Regions from separate parts of the Homo sapiens genome. Here regions 1 and 3 are each linked to region 2. Evidence: chromatin loops called from intact Hi-C (ENCODE). Cell type or tissue: endothelial cell of umbilical vein. All regions are shown on one strand.

Evidence for each region. Hi-C counts contacts between places; a loop is a spot of excess contacts. Peaks named below come from ENCODE experiments on the same cell type or tissue, not always from the same donor. Only the 100,000 strongest peaks of a DNase experiment are listed, where the experiment ranks them.
Region 1: a loop joins it to region 2, with 16 times the contacts of the local background. A loop is called at or near these places in 4 of 110 quality-filtered maps.
Region 3: it touches region 2 in a loop (10-fold over the local background); 21 of 110 quality-filtered maps call a loop at or near these places.

The regions. Positions count from the first base shown.
Region 1 is chr14:29,650,784-29,655,783 of GRCh38, reverse strand. The region is part of intron 4 of PRKD1 (protein kinase D1); the gene reads left to right. Among named protein-coding and RNA genes, the nearest start is that of PRKD1, 270 kb to the left of the region's middle. In endothelial cell of umbilical vein, no CTCF peak of the experiment used is centred here; a DNase peak (open chromatin) is centred at 543; H3K27ac peaks cover 675 bases.
Region 2 is chr14:29,925,297-29,930,296 of GRCh38, reverse strand. PRKD1 (protein kinase D1) reads left to right here and starts at 2,450. Exons shown (of 18, transcript NM_002742.3): 1 at 2,450-3,048. The coding sequence starts at 2,785. LOC105370429 (a long non-coding RNA gene) reads right to left here and starts at 2,170. Exons shown (of 3, transcript XR_943703.2): 1 at 1,186-2,170. In endothelial cell of umbilical vein, a CTCF peak has its summit at 3,074; DNase peaks (open chromatin) are centred at 2,736 and 3,056; H3K4me3 peaks cover 1,991 bases; H3K27ac peaks cover 871 bases.
Region 3 is chr14:29,545,912-29,550,911 of GRCh38, reverse strand. No RefSeq gene overlaps it. Among named protein-coding and RNA genes, the nearest start is that of PRKD1, 380 kb to the left of the region's middle. In endothelial cell of umbilical vein, a CTCF peak has its summit at 1,892 (motif pointing left); a DNase peak (open chromatin) is centred at 1,871.

The DNA of each region.
Region 1 (5,000 bases), 270 kb after region 2:
GGAAATGTCAGTCTCTCAATCCAGACAGAAATTATATATGGAAAAAACACAAATTTCCTTTAAAAAAGGTTTTAGTTAAGCCCTCCTCCAAAATTGGCCTTTTTTCTATTTTAAGCAATGAATGATGTGAACGTGGAGGAGAAGTATTTAGGTCAAGTATTAGAGCATCCAACAATGCTCTTCTTGTGATGGTTTGTTTTGGTCAGTTGACTTGTGAATGTTTACTGTCTTTTATTTCTATACCTTGGTCAATTGAGAGTTGACATACTGTTATTTTCCCTCATGGGACTATAAATTTCAAATATTATTATTAGTATCCATTCTAAGATGGTCTTGTTACGGTAACTCTAACAAAGGAAGCTAATGAAAACACAACCAGAACATGTTCTGGGTTAATTAAGATGGATGAGTCAAGATTTCTGATTCATAAGCTACAGGATGAAGACATCTGCTTCAATAATAGTAAATTCCTATTTTTGAAAAATCATTCTTACTCAAAAAGTGTCCTACTTAGAATAAGTCCAGTGTGAAAGCTAGGTGAGTGTAATTTTTTATAGTCTTGTAAATTTGGTTTGTAATTTAAAATGCCTTCTAGACATAATTTTAAATGTGAATTAGTATCTTTCCTTTCAAATAATCCTTTGGGCATGAAGCCAAAGAAGGACAGGAAACATTTTTCACTTCCTTCTCCCACATTGCAGTCGGGAACAGATTGCATAAAGGAGGACTGAAGAGTAGTCTGATTTTCTGTGCAAGTTGTACAAATTAAAAGCAACCAGGCCTTCACAGGCTAGCTCCTGATGGAAATAAGATGTGTTTTCGGCATGAGCTGTTTTTCTTGAACTTTGTTTACGTCTAGTTTGTCAAAAAGATAACAGACTTTTCTCTTTATAAATGTCTTGGAAGAAACTGATGCATGAAATTCGACCAGAATTTCTTCAGAGAAATGTTTTAGTGACAGTTGTGCAAGTAGCAGAATGGTTATAGAAACCTGGCCATTGCTCCATGTTCAGCATGTCCTGGTCAGTTTACACTTTTATGTCTGTAACCCTGAGGTGCACAAGTATGCAAAAATAGATAAATTATCCGCCTTCATGGAGCTTGCATAGGTAAACCATATACCGACAAGTAGATATAGTATATGTCTTTGTATAAGCTTCCTGGTATTATATTACAATGAAATATATTGATTTATGTAACCAATCTGTCCTCCTGTTTCCATTTTAAATTTGAAATAATGCAAAAAATAAGCATCTCTATTTTTTGCGTATTTGTAAAAGCACTAGTAAATTCTGAATAAATATTTATTTGGCCAAGCACAGTGGCTCACACCTATAATCCTAGCATTTTAGGAGGCCGAGACAGGCAGATCACTTGAGGCCAGAAGTTCGAGACCAGCCTGGTCAACATGGTGAAACCCTGCCTCTACTAAAAACATAGAAAAATTAGCCAGGCATGGTGGCACGCACCTGTAATCCCAGCTACTCAGGAAGCTGAGGCATGAGAATTGCTTGAACCCGAGAGGCAGAGGTTGCATTGGGCCAAGATCATGCCACTGCACTCCAGCCTGGGTGATAGAATGAGACTCTGTCTCAAAAAATAATAATAAATAAAGTAAAAATAAAAATTATTTACTGAATGAGTTAGTAGATAACATTATTAGAATCCAAATAGGTTATACTGCTTTTTTAAAAAAAAAAATAGTTATTCAAAAGTGTAAAAGTTTACATTTTTAACTCTACTGAAAATAGTGTATGAGAGTTTCCATTTCCTTATACTCTTCCCAACAACAGGTGTTGTCAATATTTTAAAAGGCTTTTCCTCCCTGCTAATTTGAAATATATCTATATAAAATCTGTGCCTAACTATATATTTCTTTGTTGGAGAGAATAAAGGCTTTTCATATATTAATTGGCCATTTGTATTTCAGCCATGGTGAATTGCCTTTCTCTTTTTCCATTGAGTTGCTTATTGGTTGCTTATAGTCTTTATGTATTATGACTGTTATCCTCTATTAATCTGTGATCTGTATGTTTTTTATGTCTTTTCCCATATTGATTTTTTTCACATGGAGAAGACATATTTTCATTCATTCTCTTACTGTATAGAGACTTAACCATATAGAGACATGTTGAAAATAAATCAACATGGCCAGATTAAAGATAATATTTTTGTCAAGCAGTTGAGGAGAATGACCTTTTCTTGAGGTAAAAGAACTGAAGTCAAGGTGGAAAATGAAGCAGAATTTAAGATATTGGATGACCTGTGTGACCATAGGATATAATTGATGACACAGCATTTTTTACATTATGGATTTTTTTTAAAAAATTAAATAACTTTACTAAAGTTATCTTAAATGTTTTTAAGTGACTTTAAGGAGGTATCTACTAATTTAGCTTTGAAGTTAAGAGGCTCTACAGAGAACTTATTTTTTCTTGGAATTAAATGCTTCTAGCCTAATCTTTTTGGTTATTCTTAACATTCAGGCCACCTTACAGAAATCATTAGGAAATAAATCGCTCATTCTAAAAGCTTTCTCTGCATTTGACCATTTTATATCCTTTAATTTTATGCAATCCGGACAATATTCAGTTTAACTTTTTATGTGAGGTTGCATATTTTCTAAATAACAATTGGCCATAAACTGCTATTATTTTCATACAGGTTTACTGACTCACATGTAATGAAGACACGGATTGTACTAAAATGAGCTCTAGGCTGCATACGTTCATAGAACATCTCCCCTCAGAAATGATTCATTTAGTTACTGTTTTCATTTATTTAAAAAATGAAAACGAGAATACCAGCATTGTATTTTCTATCTATAATTAGATATGATCCTGATACATTTTATAATAGTCAAAGTAGTTTCTTTTCAAATAAGCAAATAATGGACAAAAAGCTATTTCTTAACTATGATGATACTTACTGCCCAGATGAACATTTGCCAGGATATTTTTCAATGCAGCAAAAGTCTATTTAGAAGTAGAGACTTAACTCTTGTGTTCTGGAATTCCAGGAATCCTGGTGATTTCTCTGAAATAAAAAGTCATTTTTCCATTTAAATATGCACCATGACACTCATGTAGTACATTTGCCAGAAATTGCAGGTTTTCCTTTGATGATTCTACAAACTAGTTTTTCAAATTCAAACCTGGGCAGTGTGTACTTTCAGTGAGGAAAGATGTCCAAAAATTTTTTAACCAGAACTTCCCTGCTTCCTGAGACTATGTGCAGTAGTGAGTTTCTGGGGAAAGTGTCCTTCAGTAAAATTAATAAGATTGTGAGGCCTGCTTTGAGTTACTGTTATCTGATTTCATTCCACAAGTCTGGCTTATCATATATGTCCATTCTTAATTCATGCTCTGAACAAAACCTTGCAGATATGTGATTGTAAATGTGAATACTACTGGAGAGTTCTTCATGAACCCTGCTGGGAGGGGGTGGCATCATATACCAATTGCCTCACACTTACTAATATATAGGTCTTAAAAACAATCGGATTTTTAGTAACAGCTCTGAAAATCCCGTGCAACTCTCAGGCAAGGTACCGTGACCTCCACAGCACTCCTGACAAGACACAAAACAGAGCCTTCCACTGTTAGGAATTGCAGGCATTTACTTGTGGGCATCTGCGTCCATCTAATATTCTAGGCTGGGATAGATTTAAGTTTCTGCTCCCTTAATTACCGACTGCTCATAACTTCTGAACTGCTACCTGAGAAATATGAAAAAAAGGGCCAGGCACGGTGGTTCACGCCTATAATCCCAACACTTTGGGAGGCCAAGGCGGGTGGATCACCTGAGGTCAGGAGTTCGAGACCAGCCTGGCCAACGTGGTGAAACCCCATCTCTACTAAAAACACAAAAAATTAGCTGGGCATGGTGGTGCATGCCTGTAATCCCAGCTAGTTGGAAGGCTGAGGTAGGAGTATCACTTGAACCTGGGAGGTGGAGGTTGCAGTGAGCAGAGATCACAGCCATTGCACTCTAGACTGCACAACAAGAACAAAACTCGGTCTCAAAAATAAATACATAAATAATAAATAAAAAATATGAAAAAAAGGTTACTTATGTTCACTTCAACAGTTTATATGTCCTCATGAATGTGGCTACCCAGGAAAAAAAAAAAAGAAAGATTTCTATAGAAGAAATAATAATGAGAAGGAGAGAGGAGAGTAGAAGATTGGAATTGGTACTATAAATTAGACTTCTAGAAACTAGAGAAAATTCAGCCTCTAAAATATTTGTGTCTTTTCAAATATTTAGATACATTATTTTACTGAACCCCTTAGACATGGTATTCTGATACTTGATTTAATCTAATCAGATGAATTCCTTCTTGCCTTCTCAAAAAGAGTGATGATGTTGCCATTTTAATAATAAATATAGTGAAATGTAAGATGAGACAATGTCAGGGAGTTATGAACAAATATGCCTCTTTCTCTAAATAGCCCAGTTTTTAGTGGTATCTATTTTTGTGTAGCCATGCACTGAAAATATCACTTGAGTGATATAATTTCATTGAGTGAGTGCTTTTCTGTATTTTTAAAACCCAAAGCTCTTTTAGGGGTGTGGGATAGATAGAGGAGAAAAGTCTCTTATCTTTTGTCTCTTTCTCTTTTGTAATTAAGTTGCATTAAAATCTAGTCTTTGGTCTTACCACGTTGTTTCAGAAGCACATGAGCGTGTACACACAGACACACACAGCGCTACATGTTTGACATTGAGTATTATGGGCTAGGATTCTATAATGTACTATTGAAGTAGAAAAATTAAAGAATTGATTGTCCTTATGAAATAGAAAAAATAATAAAAAGTTTAGCTGTAATAGGCATTGGTGAACCCCTTGAAGTAAAAGTTAGAAAAGAATATTAACTGCTTTTCTGTAGAAACTGTAAGACACCTTATCTGTTTCCCACATATATTGTAAGGTCTCTAAGTTTCTGTTTTTCTTCTTGCTGTGCAGCTGCAAGGTCACAAAATAGATAAGCGTAAGT
Region 2 (5,000 bases):
CACAAAATCCAGAGTAATCTTTTAAAACATGCTAATTAATCTTATTATTCCCTGCTTTAAAACCTTCCAATGGGTTGGTAGTGCACTGAGAATTGAAATAAAAACACTTTACCATGGCTTTCAAGACTCCTGGTAACCTGGTTTCTATTAGCTCTCTGACCTCATCTCACGCACTTGCCCCTCTTTTCCTATGCCTTGAAAATGTTAAATATATTTCTGTGTTAGAGTCTTTGCACTCTCTGTTACCTATGCCTACAATGTTATTCCCCTAGTTCTTCTGAAGTCTACCCTTTCTATCATCCAGATTTTGGCTCAAATGTAAACTTCTCAGTGAAGTCTTCTCTCATTCCCAGTCCAGAGCAGTGCCCATTTCTTCATCCCTCCTCCCACAAGTCACTGTCTTCGCCATTGGGTTTAAAAAATTCATTGCAATTATGAATATTAGAAATAATATCATTTGTGGTTTTACTCCATCCCCCCTCCCCTTTTCACTGTGATCTTTTTAGGGCAAGGACCACCTGTCTTCACAGCTGTGCAACTGGTGCCAGTACAGTGCCTGGAACAGAGAAGTCCTCAACATGCAGTTGTGATATCTATAAAACATGAATGTCTTCAGCGCTCTTGAATCTCAAGTGAAACTAGCTTTTTGTAAGTCTCTTGTAAACTGACCAGCAAGCTTTTTTTTGATAATAGAAAACTGTGGAATATTAACTTTATTCTGATTTCAAAGAAAATGAAGTATAGTTTCGGACATTTAAAAGAAAAAAACCTCCTTCAGAATTCAGAAAGGCATTTCATCAAGAAAAATTCCACCATTTTCCTAGATTAGCTGAGTCTAGAACATTAGGAAAATTACCTACCTGTATCAGGGATGAAGAGGACCACCTCATAAGTAACTATGCAGGGAAAATGTAAACACAGGTAGACCTTATCAAACCATCACATTCAGAGAATAAATTCAAGTCTCTTCAATGCAGTTGTGCAGCCTTGCAGTGTTTGGGGCTCCATTACTGACCCTGGGAACACGGTTCTAAAGGAAGCTACCTTGCAATATCTTGGGCCACAACCAGAAGTTAAGACAATAAATAAATAAATAAATAAATAAATAAATAAATAAATAAAACAGAACAAAATAAGCTATACAAAATACAAAATGTTTGTTTAGGTATGTTTGTGTGTACTTACGCAGAGGAAGGGGAAAGTCTAGGGAAGTGGCGAAGAGAGAGGCAAAGCTGACTACATTATCTGCGTGGCCCATTGCAAAATACAAATGTGAGACTCCTTGATTAAAAATTATGAAGAAGAACAAAACAGCGACAGTAGACTATTGTCCCAGAATATTAAACCAAACACGGGTCTTATGAGCTGTGGCCTATACAACTGCATAGTCGCACACCCATGAAGCCCACCCTGGTTGGAGGGGAGAATTATAATTCATCTCCAGCGAATGTAAAGCAATCCCCACCCTGCCAAAACAACAGTAAAAATAAACGGCGATCCAAATTAGGGCAGGTTGTGCCCAATCCTGATGGCTGTGCTTGTGATGACGGTGGCGGTGCTGAGGTGGACTTGGGGGCACTGCTCCTATATAACAGACTTTAGATTGATAGAGGAGAAGGAAAATAGTTTCTGAAGCTCCAAAGTAGAAACTTCAGGCGCAAAGAATAAGGTAAAGGAAAGGAGACCGCATCAGACCTCCCTCCTGCCCTTGGGCAGTCAATGCCTTTTCTTTCCAAAGCGACCCTCTCCTTAGATCACTGTGTATATCCGGTGCCTTAGGAGCTGGGGTGGAGTACGTAGGTTTGGCTGTAAGGGCGCGTCAGAGCGACAAAAAGGGTAGAGACAAGTTTAAACCCCTTTCTGTGGAGTGGCTTCCTACCCTCTTTGGCCACAAACCCCAGGGCTCCCAGAGGGGCCTGGATGTAAGTGGGTTCCAGATGACCCATCCTCCCTTGACCCTCCGAAGGTAAGACCCAAGGGGAACCGCTGTGATCAGCATTCTTGAATTCCTCAAAAGTCACCTCACTTGTAGAAGTGCGTAGTCCTCCAGCATTTGGAAGAGGTGGCAGGGACCTTGGGGCCCGGGAAGTTCGCGACCCCAGGAAGCGGGTCTGAGGCGGTGCACCCCATCCACTCCGTCCGCAGTCGGGGCGGGGCAGCGGGACCCGAGAGGACGGGAATCCCTGCAGGGAGGGAAGGGCCGCGCCTGCCGAGGCGGCTCCGAGCCCCGCCACTCGGTCCTATCCCGGCTCGCGGAGGCTCAGGCCCCGGGAACTGCGGGCGGAGGGGGCGGCGACCGGGCACCCTGCGGCCACTGCGGCCGCTGCTCCTGCGACTCCCGCGCCCGCCGGGTGGTGGCTCCCCAGTGCCCGCCCCCAGCTCCCCTTCCCCGCCCCTCACGCCCCCTTCCCGCCCCGGCCCCCGCCCGGCGCTCGGGCCGCGCCGACCCGTCGCCCCGTCCTTCCGAGCGCGCCAGGCGGCAGATTCTTGGCGGCGGCGGCGCCTCCCCAGTGCCGGCGGCCCCGAGCCGGCTGCCGCGTTCCGGGCCTCAGAGTCCTCCCGCCTCGGCCATTTTCCCTCCTCCCCATCTCCTCCCCTTAGTCCCCTCCCCTCCCGATCCTCATCCCCTTGCCCTCCCCCAGCCCAGGGACTTTTCCGGAAAGTTTTTATTTTCCGTCTGGGCTCTCGGAGAAAGAAGCTCCTGGCTCAGCGGCTGCAAAACTTTCCTGCTGCCGCGCCGCCAGCCCCCGCCCTCCGCTGCCCGGCCCTGCGCCCCGCCGAGCGATGAGCGCCCCTCCGGTCCTGCGGCCGCCCAGTCCGCTGCTGCCCGTGGCGGCGGCAGCTGCCGCAGCGGCCGCCGCACTGGTCCCAGGGTCCGGGCCCGGGCCCGCGCCGTTCTTGGCTCCTGTCGCGGCCCCGGTCGGGGGCATCTCGTTCCATCTGCAGATCGGCCTGAGCCGTGAGCCGGTGCTGCTGCTGCAGGACTCGTCCGGGGACTACAGCCTGGCGCACGTCCGCGAGATGGCTTGCTCCATTGTCGACCAGAAGGTAAGTCGCCGCACCGCTGCCAGCCCGGCGCCTCCCCGCGGCGCAGGGGGCGCTGCCCGGCTGGCCCTCTCCGCGCCAACTTTCCGGCTCCCGGGGCTCGGCTGGCCGCCAGCCTCGCCGGCGCTCTGGAAGCGGCTGGCCCCGCCGCGGCTGGACGCCTGCAACCCGAGGCGCTGCGCTCGCTGTTGCTCATCCTCCTCTCGCCCCATCTTCCTCTATTCACCGATTTCTCTCCAGTCCGCCGCCTCCTCACCCATTTCCATCCTTCTCATGACATTTCCAGGTATCTTGCCCTTTCCTCGCCGCGCCCCTCCTTGTCCTTGAGACTTCCCAGTTTTCTTCCCCTCTCTCCCCTACGGACCCTGGACCAGCGCATTCCTGGTGCAGGAATCCTCCTTCCTGCACCAGAGTGCCCCCGGAATGACCTGGAGACAAGGAATTTCTCACCTGTCAGATAAGCTTTTAAGAGAGTGTGATTGACTCGGCCAGTTGTCAAAACAACTGACCAGGAGTGCAGGTACCCAAGGCCTTGTCATCTTTTAGTTCCACTTCTGTATGAGCATGGAAACACATTTTCCAACGACAAAACCTGAAAGTTGCGACCTTCCTATTTTTCATTCCCGGGATGCTGATAGTAGGACGTTGAAGTGGTGGGGGTGATGTCCAGGAACACCCCGAGGCTGGCTGTGTCCTTAAGTTTGAGGCTGTGGGGCTCTGGACAGCGGCCACTGAAGGCAGGTTAGAAGGGTCATTATCCGGGGCCAGGCCACCCCCAGAGGAGACTCAGCCCACCCACCACTGTTTACAGTAGCAATTTGGATTTTCAGGTTGCCTCTGGAGCCATCCAGATGGATGTTGCATGGAAGGGGGTGATACAGACGTGAGGCAGAGGGGGCCATGGCGCCAGTCTTCTTAGTGTAAACAGCCAGCGTTTCAGGAGTGGAGACAGAGGTCTCTAAAGGTGCTGAATTTTTCAGCCCTGGAGGACTGGCTAGCACTCCTTTTGCTTTCTAATTATCACTTGAATAATCATGAATTGCTTTCTTTAAATTATTTGTAACAGAGTTTGCTAAATCTTAAGGGTTGTGAATTGCAGCACTGAGCACAGGAATGTTAAAAGCTCCAGGTGGAAAAAAATCACTGATCTAGAAAGTTGTGAAAGTTCTAGACTAAGGTAACAATGAGTGCCAGGAATTTATTTATGGAAATTTACTTTTATATTACGGGTAATGTCAACTGTTTGCAACTTCCAAGAAAATGACACGTTTTGTCTAATGCTGATGTAAGTCATATCATGCTCCTTTTCCACATCAGTATTGTGGAATGTCTATTGTGGGTCAGCAGGAGCACTCCTAGGCACTGTGAAAGCCTTGTATACAATCCTCTCCATTTGGATGCAGACCAGTTAATGAAACAGCAATGCTTCATAAGCACGTATACAATGTAAAACAAAATTTCTCAAAAAGCAAAGGTAATTCTGTACAATTTTAACTTTTCTAAATTCTAAAGCAAGTGAAGTAGTGTCAGAGAATATTCAAATTGGGTCAAAGTAATATTGATAGACTTTGTTTTGACCAGCTTGAATTCTCCCTCCACCCCGCCCCCCACTTCCTCCTGGAGTTCAGAATGGGGAGACTGATGCCTAGTTCAAGAGGTTTGGTAGTGGGATTTTAAATGGAGGGTGAATTCCAGGTGTCTCAGAAGCTACCAAGGGGCGTGTTACATGGAGAGAGTGAGACGAGAGCAGAGGGAGAGGGACAGCAAGCACCTATGGAATGCAGCAGGCCTGCAGGTGGTGGCCTGGGTATTTAAGGGAAGTACAGTTATGAAAAGGCCTTGAATTAAACTCAAATTGCTAGAAGCCTCAGTAATCTTTTCATAGCGACATCATACCAAGGACATCTGAAAGATGGATTTGCTGTATGGAGGTTTTAGAATGCCAAAAATGTTAT
Region 3 (5,000 bases), 380 kb after region 2:
TCTTTGTTGGGGGGATAAAGCAGATCACATTTAACAGTTTTATTCTAACATTGCTTTTTACTTAATATTACATCACAAACATTTTCCATGAAAGTATTTATTTGAAAATGCCATTTACATAGCTGCGAAAACTTCTCTCTCTCTCTCTCTTTTTTTGAGACAGTGTCACCTGGCTCTGTTGCTCAGGCTGGAGTGCTGTGGTGGAATCTCGGCTCACTACACTCTCCGCCTCCTGGGTCCAAGTGATTCTCCTGCCTCGGCCTCCCAAGTAGCTGGGATTACAGGCATGCGCCGCCACACCTGGGTAATTTTTTGTATTTTTAGTAGAGACAGGGTTTCACCATGTTGGTGAGGCTAGTCTCAAGCTCCCAATCTCAAGTGATCGGCCCGCCTTGGCCTCCCAAAGTGCTAGGATTACAGGCATGAGCCACCATGCCTGGCCACTGCAAAACATTCTTAGAGTTTTAAGTTTTCTGTTTTTTTCTATTATAAATAATATTTACAAAATGTTAGATCAACTTTTTCACGACTTCATTTTTAGAAATGGAGTTGACAAATACAGGAATATGAATTTTCTAAGGTATTTAATACATTATGCCAAAAGCTTCCAGAAAGTATGTCAATTTACAACCCCAGGAGTAGTAGCCGGATAACAAAAAGTAGCATAGGCCAAGCCAAAGAAGGGTGGGAGAATATGGTTAAGTTTGGGGAAAGGGAATGGAGAAGTAGAGACCAAAGAAGTGGGTAGGATCCAGATGATGAAGGGTGCAGAGAAACAAGAGAATAGATACTAAGCAGTCCCAGGTTTCAGCCTTGGGTTAACAGGAGGGAAATCGGATGAAAGGAGGAGGTCTTTTGGGAGAAAAACAATGAGCTCAGTTTTGAATATATTAATTATAAATTATGTATGGCACATCCAAATGGATATTTTAGATTTTCTTATCTAGGACTCAAGAGGTCAGGCCTTCAGATGTAGATTATTAAATATTAGATTGAAAACTGGCCAGGCACAGTGGCTCACACCTGTAATCCCAGCACTTTGGGAGGCCAAAGCGGGTGGATCATTTGAGGTCAGGAGTTCTAGACCAGCCTGACCAACATGGTGAAACCCTGTCTCTACTAAAAATACAAAAAAAAAAATTAGCTGGGCATGGTGGTGCACGCCTGTAGTCCCAGCTACTTGGGAGGCTGAGGCAGGAGAATGGCATGAACCCGGGAGGCAGAGGTTGCAGTGAGCTGAAATCATGCCACTTCACTCCAGCCTGGGTGACAGAGCAAGACTCCATCTCAAAAAAGAAAAAAAGAAAACTAATTGATCTCTCAAACTACATTATAGGGAAAATAAAAGATCACAGAGTGTTGGAAACAACAATATTAAGAAGAAGTCTTATAATCTAGCTGCTCCAAACTAAAAATTTTTGAAATATAAATAGCTGTAATTTTGTGATAACTAGTACTAATCATATAATCACATAATGGTTCTGAATTTGTAGAGCAATAACTCCCATTTTCCGATTGACTCGTGTATACATATCAAATGAATTTAAAACGCTGTGAAAGACACCCAATAATTTTGATTTTAAAATATATATTTGGGATTTAAGAAATTCAATTTTGCTCTAAAACAGAAAAATTTATAATAAATTAGAATAGTAACATGATACATCATTTCAAGTACTAGGAATTTGGGGTAATTACCAATTTTTGAGAAATTAGTATAATTTTGCTATTCTCTAGCCAGCAGACAATCATAAAAAAGCTCCCCCCTCCCTCCCCAGCCCCACCCGCTTGCTACAAGACACTTTCTCTTCTGGAAGAGCCCATCTGAATGATGTAGATTTGTATACTTTGCCACCTTGTGGTCATTTTAGTTATTTGCATGACTCCATCTGTGTTGTGGCCTAAAGATGTTCCTGTTAAAATGGCTCCATGTTCTTATATACAGTATTTAATTAACAACAATACCAGCAAAACTATATTAGAATAAACTTGAACAACAGTGACAAAAAGTTGATGATGGCCAAGATGAATGCCTATCTGATGGCTTTATTATGGGCTGATGTATCTGCTTGACACCCTTTTCTGAACCGTTCTTAAGTATTTTTTCCACATATTGCTATAGTCATTATTTTGACACTGAATAAATGTCAGTAACAATAAGAAAAAGGCATAATCTCCTTTTGAAATTCACTAAGGTTTTTTTTTTTCACTACAGGTTTTAAATAGAAAAGCTCATGGCTTCATATATATGTAGCATATTGTTAATAAATTAAGAGAATATTCTGCAAAACTCAAACTAAAGCATCAATGAACACTTAGGTTAATCTGTAGTTTCCATGTTTTCTGATTCAATCCATATGAAACAAATGTGTAGGGGAAATGCATTTTTGAAATATTTCTAGTGGTACAGTGGCCATTGCCAGATAACTAATGTGGACAGATGCATTTTTAAAAGGTTTGGGCTACTTGCAAGATAATAATTACTGCATGTTTTATATATTTTTGTTCCATTTTCTGATTGTTTTTCACAAGATATTTAATATTTTCTTTCTCTTTCTTTCTGTCTCCTTCCTTCCTACCTTCCACTGTTTCTTTCCCTTTCTCTTTCTTTTTTGAGAGCTTCTCGCTCTGTCGCCTAGGCTGAAGTGCAGTGGTGCCATCATAGCCCACGGCAGCCTTGACCTCCTGGGCTCAACTAATCCTCCTGCATTACCCTTCTGAGTAGTTGGGATGATAGGCATGCATCACAATGCTTGGATATTTTATTTATTTATTTTTTTATGTTTTGCAGAGATTGAGGTCTTGTTTTGTTACCCAGTCTCATCTCTAACTTCTGACTTCAAGTGATCCTCCCACCTCTGCCTCCCAAAATGGCTGGGATTACAGGTATGAGTCATCATGCTGGCCCGATATTTTCTATATTTGAAAATCTACAAAATATTCAAGCATTTGTCTTAAAAGCTACTCAAAGAGCATCATCTTGGTTTTATTGGTCTTTCTAAAGTATAAATAGAGAGGTTTTCACAATTCGAAGTCAATAGTTCCTTGTATCTTAAGGAAATAAAGTGGGTTTTGAATAAGAGTTTCATAGTCAGGTCATTCTTTTTTTTTTTTTTTTTGAGGCAGAGTTTCGCTCTTGTTGCCTAGGCTGGAGTGCAATGGTGCAAGCTGGGCTCACTGCAACCTCTGCCTCCTGGGTTCAAGAGATTCTCCTGCCTCAGCCTCCTGAGTAGCTGGGATTATAGGCACCCACCACCACACCCAGCTAATTTTTTGTATTTTTGGTAGAAATGGGGTTTCACCTTGTTGGCCAGGCTGGTCTCGAACTCCTGACCTCAGGTGATCCATCCCAAAGTGCTAGGATTACAGACATGAGCCACTGCTCCCAGCCAGTCAGATCATTCTTAAGCTGAATTTTTTTTCTCACAATACAGGCAATATTAAAATTTAGTAAGATGAACTGCTGTACTTAATTTTTTTTTTTACTTTTTATTCATTATAAAAACTGCTTACACTTTGGACTCATTTAAGCTTTGGTAACAGGATTGAAATAAAATATATTTACTCGTGTTATTCAGTTGAAAGGACTTGCCTTAAAGTTACACCAGTAGGCAGGGCACAGTGGCACATGCCTGTAATCCCAGCACTTTGGGAGGCTGAGGCAGGCAGATCACCAGAGGTCAGGAGTTCAAGACCAGCCTGGCCAACATGGTGAAACCCCATCTCTACTAAAAATACACAAATTAGCTGGGTGTGGTGGCAGGCGCCTGTAGTCCCACTACTTGGGAGGCTGAGGCAGGAGAACCGCTTGAACCCGGGAGGTGGAGGTTTCAGTGAGCCGAGATCACGCCACCGCACTCTAGTCTGGGCAACGAAGAGTGAAACTCTGTCTCAAAAAAAAAAAAAAACCAAAAAAAAGTTACACCAGTAGTATGGAGCCATGCACAACTCTTGAAAACACACAGCCTTGCCTACAAAAGTTAAATATGGGGAGAGAGATTGTCGTTTGCTTGCTATTACTAGAAAACCAATCCAAATTACAGGTGCTAACAACATTAGGTCCATAGCACCTATTATAAATGATAGGCTCTCAAGAATTACTTTGGTTCAGGTGTCCAGTAAAGACCGAATTGCCATCAGAATCATCAAGTAGCCAAGATATATGGGCTTTTGCCCCTTATTTGTTTCCAATTACCCCCAGGCTTTAATTGGAATGGGGAGAGAGAGTTCTTCTTAGAGGACAGATTGTCTTCTGCTACATATTGGAAACAAATTTTAGTATCTTGTTTAACTCTGTATTGGGGAGGAAGGATTTTTCCTTATAGAATAAGGAGGCTTTACTTATGCAGTGAAGATGGCCATAATGGGAATACATTGAAAAACATAAGGATAAAAAGGGATAAAAGGAATCAGTTTTATTCACATACCGGGCATATTTTATGCAAAAATAGTAGCTTCATTCACACGTAAGTCACATTACATATGATATAAGAAATACTTTTAATTCAAAAAATATCGTGGTTCATATGACAGCTGGATTTAAATCCCAGCTGGACTGCTTTCTATCCAGACAAGTTATTAAATCTCTTCAAGTCTCAGCTTTGTCATATGTAATATAAAAATAATGATAAATTACCTCGAGTGAACTCATAAATACACAGATGTATTAGTCAGGATAGGATAGACTGTGCCATGGTAACAAATAAAACCCAAAGTCTCAGTGGCTTAACACAAAAAAGCATTATCCCATTATCCTTTCAAAATTCCAAAATCCTTTCAGGCTTTACACACACATGTTTATATAAATTTAAATGATTACACAGGTTTTCAATAAATGCTGTTTTCTTCTCCTTTGAGATTCTACTCATTTCTCTTCCACTCAAGTAAACATGCAATTTGGGAACAAGAATGACACTGTAGAAATAAACTTTTCTGTTCTAATTTCTTTGAAATGTAAACCATTTACCCATGTAAGTAATCATTGGCAACAGATCACTAGT